Regions from separate parts of the Homo sapiens genome. Here region 1 is linked to region 2. A link is a loop called in an ENCODE intact Hi-C map of the cell type or tissue named here. Cell type or tissue: heart left ventricle. All regions are shown on one strand. Links, peaks and the distances in the headings refer to the core of each region. The heading gives the core; the rest is flanking DNA. Region 1 has its middle 30 kb from the start of EN2. Region 2 overlaps EN2-DT (EN2 divergent transcript).

Region 1 (6,230 bases), core at 521-5,520, 48 kb after region 2:
CGTGACTCTGTTCACCATGGCTCCGTCGCGGAGGCCCGGGAAGGGCAGAGAATCATTCTTACTTAGCACAAGGTGCTTGTTGACCTATACAAAATTAATTTCTTGACTGTCGCTGAGAATTCCCAGCGGAGTTGTTCACATCAGAGAGAACTAAGCACACAATTGCCTGTTATCTGACAGCCTGAACAAAGGCCAGCAGGTACCTGGCTGGCTGGGGAGACTGGGGTAAAGGGAGATTTTTGCGAGTTCAGCGGTGAGGCCTCAAAGAAGCAAGACACGCCTCCATGGCTGCAGCTCCATGTGCCACTCCAGCCACCGCCAAGGTATCCAGAGCAGGGCTGGGGCCAGGGCGCCTGGCTCTGAAGCTTGACTGTGCCTCTCCTAGCTGTGTGCCCCTGGGGATGGGACTCAACCTCTCTGTGCCTCAGGTTTGGCATCTGTAAACAGGGATGGGAAATTGAGTCCTTTCTTCACCTGGGGACTCTTGTGTGCCTTGCCCGCTTCAAATCATCTGCTCCACCTATTGCTTTGTACCCAGGCCAGTGGGCAAAATCCAGCCGTGCCCATGGCAGCTCCGGGCACAGCAGGCTGCAAGAAGCCAACCCAGGAGGCCTCTGTCTCCTCCACAGACCCTACTTGTCACTGTCATCTGGTTCCATGATTGCCAACCTTTGCAGGTAAAAGGATTTCTTTTTGGCTGGGCGCGGTGGCTCAAGACTGTAATCCCAGCACTTTTGGAGGCTGAGGTGGGCGGATCACTTGAGGTCAGGAGCTCAAGTCCAGCCTGGCCAGCATGGTGAAACCCTGTCTCTACTAAAAATACAAAAATTAGCTGGGCATGGTGGCGGGTGCCTGTAATCCCAGCCACTCGGGAGGCTGAGGCAGGAGAATCGCTTGAACCCAGGAGGCAGAGGTTGCAGTGAGCTGAGATTGCGCCACTGCACTCCAGCCTGGGTGACAGAGCGAGACTCCATTTCAAAAAAAAAAAAATCTATTTTTTAATATCTACAGACTTTGAGGTCTATAGCCAGACGGTAGTTATATTTTTAGTACTTTCTGAGAAAACATACAAAGTCAAACAAACAATTCTGGGCTCCAAGGGGCTTTTAAAAGGTTCTGCATTTTGTCAGTCACAATGGCACCCACCTATATATTTGAGGCCTGATTTATATACACATGAATAAGCCTACACACAAACACGTATGCGTTCAGAAATACATACATCCGCGATACATATGTATAAATACATACATCCACAGATACACATATGTAAAGCTTGGGTGCCATAACAGAGTGTCCCCAAAACACAGTGACCTAGGGAACGCAGGAGTTTGCTTCTGTCACGACATCCTCCTGCTGTTAACGGGCCCCAGACTGTGGGGCAGCTGTGTTCCTAGGGGTCATTTAGAAACCCAGGCTCGGCCGGGCGCTGTGGCTCACGCCTGTAATCCCAGCACTCTGGGAGGCCGAGGAGGCCGGATCATGAGGTCAGGAAATCGAGACCATCCTGGCTAACACGGTGAAACCCCATCTGTACTGAAAATACAAAAAAGTAGCCGGGCGTGGTGGCAGGCACCTGTAGTCCCAGCTACTCGGGAGGCTGAGGCAGGAGAATGGCATGAACCCAGGAGGGGGAGCTTGCAGTGAGCCGAGACCGTGCCACTGCACTCCAGCCTGGGCGACAGAGCGAGACTCCGTCTCAAAAAATAAAAAAGAAAGAAAAGAAAAGAAAAGAAATCCAGCCTCCTCCTGGGTGCTGCCTGATGGAACTTCTGTGATGACGGAAGTGACCTGAGCAGGTGCTGTCCCATCCCGTGGCCACCAGTCCCTGTGGCTACTGGGCATTTGAATTGAGCTAGTGCAACTGAGGAAACAAATTTTAAATTTTGTTTAATTTGAATTGGTTTTAATAAAGTGGCACATGGGGCTCGTGGCTACTGTACTGGAGAGCACGGCTCTCCTCGTCCCCAGGGCCTCGCTGCCATCTGCCCGGCCAAAGCTGTGAGTGGCCTCACTGTCCAGACTCCGCGGCTGGAAGTGTGGAGAAGTGGCAAGGCCCACGTCTAGAGGCCAAGCCTGACCTTCCTTGAGAAAATGTCACCACATGGTCACACTCAAGCACGAGGAGGCTGGGAATGTGCTCTGACCAGGCAGCACGTGCTGGCTCCAAGTGCAGGACTCAGAGAAGAGGAAAGGAATCCTGGAGCTCAGGGATCTGAGCCAGGCCATCTCAACCCAACGCCTGCTATTTATTCTGGATCTGAAGGACATTCATCAGGACTCTATGCCTTCAGGGGACTGTGGTGAGAGGGTGGGGAACACTTAACTTAGCTCAGCCTCCTACTCAAGTCCTCATTCATTCAACGCCACAGGCCAGCGTGAGCTACACTTGGGGTATAGGAAGCCCTGGGGAGCTCCCAGGAGATGGTGCAGCCCCCACTGCTGGCCCTCCTCTGACCTCCTTCAGCCTCTGGCACTAAGACATTGTCTGTGGTGTGACCCTCTTTTTAAAAATTGCGTTTTCGTTATTTGGGGTATATACACCCAGCTGTGGAAATGTGGACCATATGGTAATTGTAGGTTTCGTTTTTTGGGGAGCCGTCATCTAGCATTCCACGGTGGCTGAGCCATTTTTCCCTCCCACCACAGGGTACAAGGGCCCCAGTTCCTCCCCATCTTCACCAGTGCTTGTTATTTGCTGGTTTTCATAGTCGTGGTCTGGGCCTCCAGACAGGGCATGGTGTCCTCCCCGCAGCGGGAGACCCCGCGTCGTTCCCTCTCTCCCTCAGCACCTGGGCACCCAGCATGCTGTCTCCAGCAGACGCCCATCGGTGCCCAGTGACCATGGACAGCAAGGAGTTGCAAGCGGTCCTGCCCCTCCCTCCGATCATGCTGGAACAGTGGCTTCTCTGAGGAGGAGGCGGGTGTGGGGCCCTCTGCCCAGGACAGGCCGTGGAGGGACACAGGCTTACAGCTAGCCCCGGCTGAGTCCAGCCATCAGCCCGTGGGCCTCAGTCTCCTCCTCTGTAAAGGAGAGGTGATGGTGCCTACTTTGGCTATTGTGAAGATTAAAGGAAATCATGTTCACGAAAAGCTTAGGGCAGCCCTGGCGTGTGAAGGGCTGGGGAAACATGAGCCGTCGTTATTACCATTGCACAAGTCTGCATCTCTGCTTACAAAGCCATTGTCTGCTATTGTCCCCACACCTCTCCAAGTCCTCCAGCCCGTGTGGGAAACCCAAGGGCATCCTCGTCCTTCTGCTCCCTGATCTGGCCTGGGGGCTGCAGGAGGACCCTCACTCCTTCAGCCCTGCCCTCTCTCCAGCCCACCGCGTTGCCGTCTAGACTCACACTGGGCTTTCCTCCTAACTCTATCACCTGGGTGGGGTGACCTTGGCCCGAACCTCTGTACTCACAAGGGGGCTGACAGTCCAATCGTGCTCAGCGCCCGGTGGAAGAAACAACTCAGGCAGCAGCTGGCTGTGGTCACTCGCACGTTAATGGGGCACCGAGCCGTCAGACTGCACTCTGCTTAAAGGTCTGTGCCCCTGGAGGCCCCCAGCTGAGGGTGAGGGTGGGTGTGCATTTGGGTGGTGGTTGGTCTTGGGCAGGGCAAACTGGTCACCAAGCTAAAATGGTCTGCTTTTCCCTGAAAATTAACTTTTTGCCCAAGACAGACATCCTGGTGGCCCTTGCCCAGGAGTCATCCCTCCAGGTGTGCAGGAAGGCGGCAGAGATCCCCTGGCCCACCCTCGACCATCACCCTTCTGTCCAGCACCCTGGCTGCATCCTTCAGCCCAGCGTGGGCCAGCTCCTCGCCCCCTTAGCCCAGGCCCTCCCACCCTTGGTGCTCAGCTGCTGTTGACATCCATCCCTGCAGCTGGAGGGACACCCCACCCCAGGCCTGGACTCAGCTGGGCAATGCTGCATCCTCCCATTTTATTCTCTAAGCACTCTGAGGGTAAGCCCTTCATCTCATTCCTCCTGCAACCCTGAGAGGGACAAAAGGGCTGTCACCACCTCCCTGTGGGGGACACTGGCAGGATGAGGGGACTGCCCAAGCCACGCCCAGCCACACCCTTTGGAAACGTCCTGCACAGCGAGCTCTTCTCTCTGCAGGGGTTCTGCCTTTGCTGTCTCCACAGCCATCTTCCAGCCCCAGTCCTGTCTGGGACCCTCTCACCACCCACAGATCCTTGCATGTCACATTTGTTACTCGGCCCCTCCCTGCCACTTCTCATTTAGTCTCGTAAGAAACCTGGCTGCTTAAAATTTTACTCAGTCTATAAATACTCTTTGCTGAGCATTTTCTATAACAATAGGAGCTGGAAACCCCCAAATCCGGATGGCTCGTCTCATGTCTGTTGCCCCACCCACCCCTCTGCAACTTCTCAAGCAGCTCACTTTGGATGATAAGCTCCACGTGTGTCTTAGAACTGACACGGCTGCGTCCCAAGTACCAGGTGTTGTGCTGTGTGCTTGAAGTTACAGCAACCCCTCACCACAGCTCTGTGAGGCAGCTGTGACTTCCATCCTTCTTACAAGTGGAGACGCTTAGGCTCCAGCCTCCACGGGGACTTCAGCGCTGAGTTTCCCTCGTGATAGGCAAGGCACTGTGCTGGGCGGGGCAGGTACAACTGATCTTCCAGAGTCAGGAGCATAGGGGTCTGGGAGTGAGACCCCCCCACCGCGCACACACTCTCCTGCTGGGAAGCCTCAGGGAAACTGGGTGCCCACCTCCCCACTTCAGCCAGGTCTCAGCCTCCCGGGGATGCTCTTGAGGCCGACCCTCGGGATGCCGCCCCGTCCTGCCCCTCCAGGGTAGGCCCCCACGAGCAGGGGCCTGGACTCCATGGGTAGACAAGTCTTGTGTGGATTGGGACCGGAGCTGGTAAGGCCAGGAAGGGGCAACTGTAGGCACTGCCCGGGGAGGGGCAGAATCATGCTGTTGCCCAGTGATGCCAGGTACACAAAGGCAAAGCTGGAGGGACAACGTGGAGGCCCAGACTCATTCGGGTGCATTGAGAGTCAGTGGTGGTGTGCAGGGAGATGTGATCGCAGGCCTGCTTCTAGAGACTTCTCTGGCAGCAGGTGGAAGGGCAGGTGGGAGGGAGGCCGCCACTTTGAGGCTGGGACAGAAGGGTGAGGACCTGCACTGGGCATGAGGGCAACCACAGACACACGCAGAGCCATGGAAGCCAGAGCTGTGGAACAGATCTGTGCCCAGTGCCGGTGGGGCAGGCTGGCCCCTCGGGCGGCTCTGTGTCTGTTCTCTTTGGGCCCAGGCTGTGTCCACCTTGCCAGGCAGTGGGAGAGAGGCAGCATCCAGGCACCCCATCCCATACACCAGGGAGCGGCACCGGCTGGGACCATCAAGCTTCCCTGGAAGGACAGCAGAGCGTGGTCACTTTCACACCGCCGAGGGGAGGCTCCCTCAGTCACAGCCTCCCATCACAGGAGGGAACCGGGGACGCAGAACCGGGGGGACAGGGGCCCAGCTCCCGGCCTCGCCCCGCCCAGGGAGGACTGTCCTGAGCACCGCTGCCCAGGCCTTCATGCTTCAGAAGCTACCAGAAGCAGAGGCTGAACGCGGCCGCCCCGGCCACTGCAGAGCCCAGGAAGGGCAGGGCGCTGAATGGCCCGCCCAGCTGCACGCATGGCTGCGTCTTCTGTGTGCCCTGCGTCTTTAAGAGAAAAGGAGGGACCTCTCAGGAAGTGGCGGGGCATCTGCTCCCGCAGGAGAAACTCTTTTACATTTCTAATCAGGAGCCTGGGCTAGGGAGTGTCCTGCCCCCGTGCCCGCAGGGATGGGGGACAATGAGGCTCCTCAACTGTTCCAGGGTAGCCCTTGCAGGCAAATCCGAGAAGGCTACGGCTTCAGAAGGAAAAGAACCAGGGAAGAAGTCCTCACAGGAATAGACCGGGCCTCGGGCGAGGCTGAAATTCTTCCTCTACACCAGGACTGCTACAGGAGGTTGTTTGGTTTCTCTGCTGGTGCTGTCTTCACACACTTACAATTAATATTAGCAGCAAGTGTCACTAAGGAGCAAGGAGCGATTTCTCCAGGAACCGGAAACTCCCCTCTGCCCCCCTGCAGCACCCAGCAAGCCGGGGCTGCCTAAAGGCCTGCCACAGGGGCTGGGTTTCTGGAATGTTCTTTCATCCCCTGGGAGTCCTGGGCTGCTCCGTCCGGCCCTCCCTCCGTGAGAAGGGGAAGCCGAGGCTTGGATG
Region 2 (6,230 bases), core at 851-5,850:
TTGACCATGACACACGGCCCTGTTTGCCTTTTTTTAAGCTTTTGGCAGCATGAAGCTCTCTTGTCAATGTGTTTGTCTGTTTGATTGATGGCTGGACTGTGGGGGGCTAGAAAGAGCCCAGCTCCCTGGTGCAATCCCAGAGCCCGCATCCCAACCCTGTGCTGGCTTCCTTCTGATCATAGAAGAACTCTTAATTAACTGAGGGGACCACTTGGGGGTCCAAGTGGACACAGTTCCTAATAATGCGGGGCAGGTGAGTCCCAGAATTGGGGCTTGGCCCAGGAGGGTTCTTGGCTTCACACAGGCAAGAATTCAAGGACGAGCCAGTGGTGTTGGGCAGCAGCTTTTATGGGGGCGGCAGTGCACAGCAGAGGCAGAGGGGCCACTCCTTGCAGAGCAGGGCTACGTCATAGGCAGTGCACCCAGAACAACAGCTCAGAGGCAGGGCTGCACTCACCTTTACACCCACTTTTAATTATATGCAAATTGAGGGGCAATTTATGCAGAAATTTCTAGGAAAATGTTGGTAACTTCCAGGTCATTGGGTTGTCACCATGGAAAGGGGTGGTAACTTCCAGGTGTTACCATGGCAATGGTAAACTGGCATGGCACACTGGTGGGTATGGCTTATGGAAAGCTGCTTCTGCCCTATCCCTTTTAGCTAGTCCTCAGTTGGGTCCAGTGTATGAGCCCCACCTCTGGAGTTGAGTCCAGCTTCCTGCCTCACTAACAGAGGTGACTCAGAGCACCCACACATTTCCAGAGCGCTAAAGCTTTCACGAATTCTCAAAAGATGGGAAGTCATTTCAGAAGGGGAGCAGGAAGTTTTAGAGCATCTTACTGTGGGCTCCACTTTGAGGAAAGCAGAACCTGAAATGACTCCAGGGGTCCTGAGTAGTCAAGCCTTAAACAAGGAAAAGAGGGGGACACAGTAACAGGTGAGCATTCAGACCTGGAGTCCAGAGGTGAGGACAGCCGACTCCAGGGGACTGCGGGGACTGCAGCTTCCAAGGAGCCCAGAGCCAGCACTGGCCCCCCACCTGCCTGCACCTTTTTCCAGTTAAGCAACTGCTCTAGGCAAACAGGAAATGCACCCCCACATCCCAGGGCTGTGTGGTGACACCTGAGGCCAGGTGAGGAAGGCGGGAGACAGGAGAAGGGTGAGGAAGAGGCTAACAAGGTGCTGGGTCAGCTGTGACAGCCACATCCACGGGGGCTTAGATTCCTGCAGCAAGTGCCATCTGGGAGTCATTTATCCTTCCAGTGGGCTGGGCGCAGGGTTCCCATCTATTCCTCAGATACATTACTAAGTGTAAGCCTGAGTCTTGCCTATGGTGAGGCAAACACAATGGAAGATCTGCAATTAAAGGTCCAGGCCTCAGTTTCCCTATTGGGATCATTGCCGGTGGCATTCTGGACCCTCCCTCAGGGGCCACCCTCCCTCTCCAGTCATCAGATTGGCTTTGCCCCCCACCCACAGCTCCAGTTGTCTCTTTTCTGCCTCCCATGGGGGATCCAGGCTTCAGGAAGGGCTGACATTCCTGTAATGCCCCAGAGGACTGACGGCGGGGTGGAGGAGTCTAAAGTTTGCAAATTAAATGCTTCCTTTTTTATTCCTCTCACCCTCTGAGCTGAACATCAGTCTCTTCCATGCAGGTGCCTGTGTCTTTCTCTGACAAAGGAGAACCAGGAGAAGCCGGGTTTATGCAGCATAGGGGCAGAGAGCTGGAGACAGGAAGGCTAGGCCACTCCGAGTTGTGCCCCCGACTCTCAGGGCCATCCCACCAGGGCCATTCCCACCTCAGGGCCTCTCTGTCCCCCTAGGAAAGAAGGACACCCCCTCACAGTCAAGGGCAGCACTGGAGGGGTTTTCCAAGCTCCCTAAATTCACAAGCCCTTGGCCGTCTCCTTTTCAAGATCAGCCTGATCACGCCATCAGTCCTCTGGGCTAAGCTATTAACTTCTCCTGGTGAGCATGTGACCCAGGCGTGGGGGAGGTGAGTTTATCAAGCGATCCGACCTTGGCTGAGATTCATTTCTTAGATCAGATGAGGAAGGGCATCCTGGGCCACAAGACAAGTGAGCCAGATAAGGAGACCGTGGAGGGAGGTGAGGGTGCTGCGGTGGTGCCCCAGGAGGGCCAGCTACTGGAGGGGCAAAGAATGGCCCTAAATATGGACTTGACACCTTCTCATTTTGTCTGGGGCAGCATGACCAGCTGTGGCCACAGGACAGGCTCGCCAGGAGATAGAAGAGAATGTGCTGTCCTGTCTCTGCCCTCCAGGCTGAAGTGGGGACTTTTTTTTCCCCAACACACATCCAGTCAGTTAGGAGGAACTGCCAGTTTGCTTGTGGAAAACACAATTGAAAAATAAAAAACACCCAAAACACTACCCATGCCCAGTGATTGCTCCCAGGGGAGGGGGAGGTGTCAGGTCACTCTTTGGCGCGGGGCCTCATGCAGGGAGTCCCTTGGGTGGCCCTGCCTGGGCAGTCCAGCTGTGGGAATCCAGGGGACCCAGCACCATCTGTCAACTGCACCCGGCACCAGCAGTCAGGGTGTGAGGAGGGGCGGTGCCCAGGACTTGGCATGTCCCCATCACGGGCACCCTCGGTTTCTGTAAATAAATCTCCTCTGATGTTAAAAAACAATCCGGAGCACCTCACTGCCACCGTAAACCCCGAGAAAAGCTAACCCCCCTTAGGTGGGCGGGAGCACAGCAAATCCTGTTCCCGCTGAACTCTCCTCTGAAGCTCGGGCCCCAAATGCTCAAAACGAACACTGACTCTGCCAAACGCCCGCAGGACCCATGGGCCTGCAGCTGGCACCATGGGCTTTTCTCCGGCCCTTGTGACCTGGCAGGAGCAGCAGCGACTGTCTGATGGACAGTGTTCCTGGTCACAAAGGACCACTCAGTTCAGGTGAAACTTGGGCTCCAAGTGACTGCTCCCTCCTGGAGGAGCCCAGCAGCCCGAAGGCCCCCACCTGGGGCGTGGATTGCTCTAGGATTGAGGAAACCTCTGCAAGAAACAAACGGCAGATGCCTCCCTCGATCTCTACTCCCACCTCTCTCCCCAAAGAAAACCCTTCCAGGGCCCTGTAGGCACGAAGATTCTCAGCAAGTGGTGGCCAGCTGCAGTCTGCTCCAGGAGGGCTGCAGTGATGGGACCCAGTGGTAGGAGCAGCGGCCACGTCAGGTGACTTATTCCTCGGGTGAGCTTGGCTCCGTGGAGAGGCCAGGGCATCACATTTGAGGCTTTGTAACCACACAGAGAGCCTGGGGTCACTTCCTTCCACCTCTGCTGAGTACTTGTTCTGACCTCTCCCCACTCAGGGCCAGCACCACCCAGCCCCTGTGTTGTCCCTGCCAACAGTACCCTCGCTTGACAATGGCAGGTGCATTTGAAGGAAGTGACCGGTTTGCAGGGAACTGCACCACCCTTCTAAAGCGCAGCACCAGACGTTTCCAGACCTTACTGGGGTCCCATCATCTGGGGAATCTGTTAAAATGAAGGTTTCCAAGTCTCATGCCCAGGGAGTCAGGCCCAGTCGTTCTGGGGTAGGGCCCGGGAACCTGCATTTTAATATCCTTACTTTAGATCTGATTTGAGCCTAAATGATGAGTTTTCTGTGTTGACTTGGCAACACAGTACCCAGTACCCAGTGATTCATCCAACACTTATCTAGGTATTGCTGGGAGGGTACATTGTGGATGTGATTCCATCCACACTCGGCTGACTTTAAGTAACAGAGATCCCCTCTGTGATGTGGTGGCCTCGTCCAATCAGCTGACAGCCTGAGGAGCAGAAACTGAGGGTTCCCAGAGAAGAAGAAAGTCAGCCTGAAGGCGGCAGCTCAGCCCCCCATGCTGGTCTGCTGCAGGCATTTTGGATTAACCAGCCCCATAACCACATGAGCCAATGCTTTCAAATACACCTCTCCATACACCTGTGGAGCTCTTCCATCTGCCGTTTCTCTGGAGAGCTCCTACAGATAAGCACCCCTTGGGGCTGTCATGAGGTTGAGTGAACCACAGCCTTCACTCCCCGAATGTGTGGCTCATAAAAAACATGGACACCTGTGCACTGATGCTCTTACAAAACCAATAGCCTGCGTTAATTGTAATAGACAAATAAAGTGATTTGTAATAAAATAATACATAAAAATAAATGTGTAACAAAGTAACACATACTTCCACATGTAATTGCCCAGGCACATCTGCACCAGACGATGTAATCACCAGAGAAAGGGGCATCCGGGCTTTCCTAGCCCCTCAATCCCCAGTGGTCCTGTTGGCGGAGATGGGGTTGTCCAAAAGGAGAGGTAGCCGTTGGTGAAGTTCTAGGAAAGCCCAGCACAGTAATTCCATGATTCCCCGTTGCTTGCATTCATAGCCTAGATCAAAACCACGCAAACAGTGCTTTGTAACTGCGACACACCAGCTCAGAGCATCGCCATCAGCCCCCTTCATCCAGAGTCCAGTGGGATATTCGTCGAGGCATAGACAGGCCTCACTGCACGGCTGTCCCACACATGTCTGGGAAGGGGCCCTACCCGCTAAACGCCAGTGGCATGCCCCTACTATCGTGGCAATAAGAAGGTCCCTGCAGGACGTGAAGATGCTCCCTGAGTTCAACCGCTGGGCTCTTAACCTGGGCTCAAATCCACGTCCTACCACTTCCTCACCCTGCGAACTGGACAAGTTACATGGCCTGTTGTTTCTCAGCCTTGTCAGCTGAGACATGGACATACAAATAATCCATCTCTCGTGGGGTGTGGAAGGAGTAAGTGAGCAAGGAATACTGTCTGTAAGGGGCTTGGGACTTAGTCTGGCCCGTGATGCCTGTTCTACCATCAGTAAATGTTGGAAATTATCGTCACCATCGCCACCACCTGCACTGTCATTGTTCTCATTCGGGGTCCCCATCTCACCACTGACTGCTCAGCCAGGACACCTCCCTCCCCCCTCCCAGGGCTCTGCCACTGCCGAGGCTTACCACTATGCCCTCTCCCCACCCTCCCTGTCAGCTGAGACCCCTCCCCTGGGTCCCATGCCTCTATGCACGTGGCTTCCTCTCCTTCTCAGTTGCCTACAGGCTCTTCTTTCTACCACAATGGGTTGTTCTCCATCTGTGCTGCCCAGGGCCGCACTCTCTGGCCACAGAACATGGCTCATGAGATGAGGAGCTGATCTGACCATTTTACTAAGTTTAATAAGTTAAAATGTAAACAGTTGCATGGAGCTAGTGGCAATAACATCGGACAGGGCAGCTTTAAAACTGATTTTTCCTCCATGCTACTTACCTCTCTGCCACTGGAAAACTCTGGGTGGCTTTCTTCTGCCTTTAGGAGAAATAGCAATACAAATAGCAAAGCAGGCTGGGCGTGGTGGCTCATGCCTGTAATCCCAGCACTTAGGGAGGCCGAGGTGGGTGGATCGCCTGAGGTGAGGAGTTTGAGACCAGCCTGGCCAACATGGTGAAACTCCATCTCCACTAAAAATACAAAAAAAATTGGCTGGGTGGTGGGCGCCTGTAATCCCAGCTACTCAGGAGGCTGAGGCAGGAGAATTGCTTGAAACCGGGAGGCAGAGGTTGCAGTGAGCCAAGATCATGCTATTGCACTCCAGCCTGGGCGACAAGACCGAGGCTCCGTCTTGTAAAAAGAAAAAAAAAAAAAAAAAAAAGCGAGGCTCCTATAGCACTTACTGTGTGCTAGGCACTGTCTATGTGCCTTCTGCATACAGCACATTTAACTCCCCTACAGCCCTGTGAGGGAAGTGCTATGCTCTCTCAATTCACATGTGAGGAAGCAGGAATAGAGAGTTTCAGGAACGTGCCACAAAAAGGCTGAGGTCCTTAGCAAGACTTACAAGGGTGCTGGAATCCAGACACTGCCTACCTCCGTTAGGGGCCGAGCAAAGAGATAACTTAAAGTCCTAATCCCCAATACCTGTGAATGTGACCTTATTTAGAAATAGGATCTTTCCAGATGTAATCAAGGTTAGATGAGCTTATTAGGGTGGGCTCTAATCCGATGCTACTTGTGACCTCATAAGAAGACACAGACACACAGAAGAGGCCACCCAGTGATGACATGGCAGAGACTAGAGTGATGCAGCTGGGAGCCCAGGACCGCCCAGGACTGACGGAGCCACCAAAAGCTGGAAGGGACAAGGGAAGATCCTCCCCCAGAGCCTTCAGAGGGAGTAGAACCCTGCTGAGCCCTT

Evidence for each region. Hi-C counts contacts between places; a loop is a spot of excess contacts. Peaks named below come from ENCODE experiments on the same cell type or tissue, not always from the same donor. Only the 100,000 strongest peaks of a DNase experiment are listed, where the experiment ranks them.
Region 1: a loop joins it to region 2, with 5 times the contacts of the local background. A loop is called at or near these places in 1 of 110 quality-filtered maps.

The regions. Positions count from the first base shown.
Region 1 is chr7:155,484,858-155,491,087 of GRCh38, forward strand. No RefSeq gene overlaps it. Among named protein-coding and RNA genes, the nearest start is that of EN2, 30 kb to the left of the region's middle. RefSeq lists enhancers at 1-23, 5,029-5,762. In heart left ventricle, for the core only: no CTCF peak of the experiment used is centred there; no DNase peak of the experiment used is centred there; H3K4me3 peaks cover 18 bases; H3K27me3 peaks cover 4,340 bases.
Region 2 is chr7:155,436,979-155,443,208 of GRCh38, forward strand. The region is part of intron 2 of EN2-DT (EN2 divergent transcript); the gene reads right to left. Among named protein-coding and RNA genes, the nearest start is that of EN2-DT, 17 kb to the right of the region's middle. RefSeq lists a silencer at 3,554-3,769. In heart left ventricle, for the core only: no CTCF peak of the experiment used is centred there; a DNase peak (open chromatin) is centred at 2,913; H3K27me3 peaks cover 5,000 bases.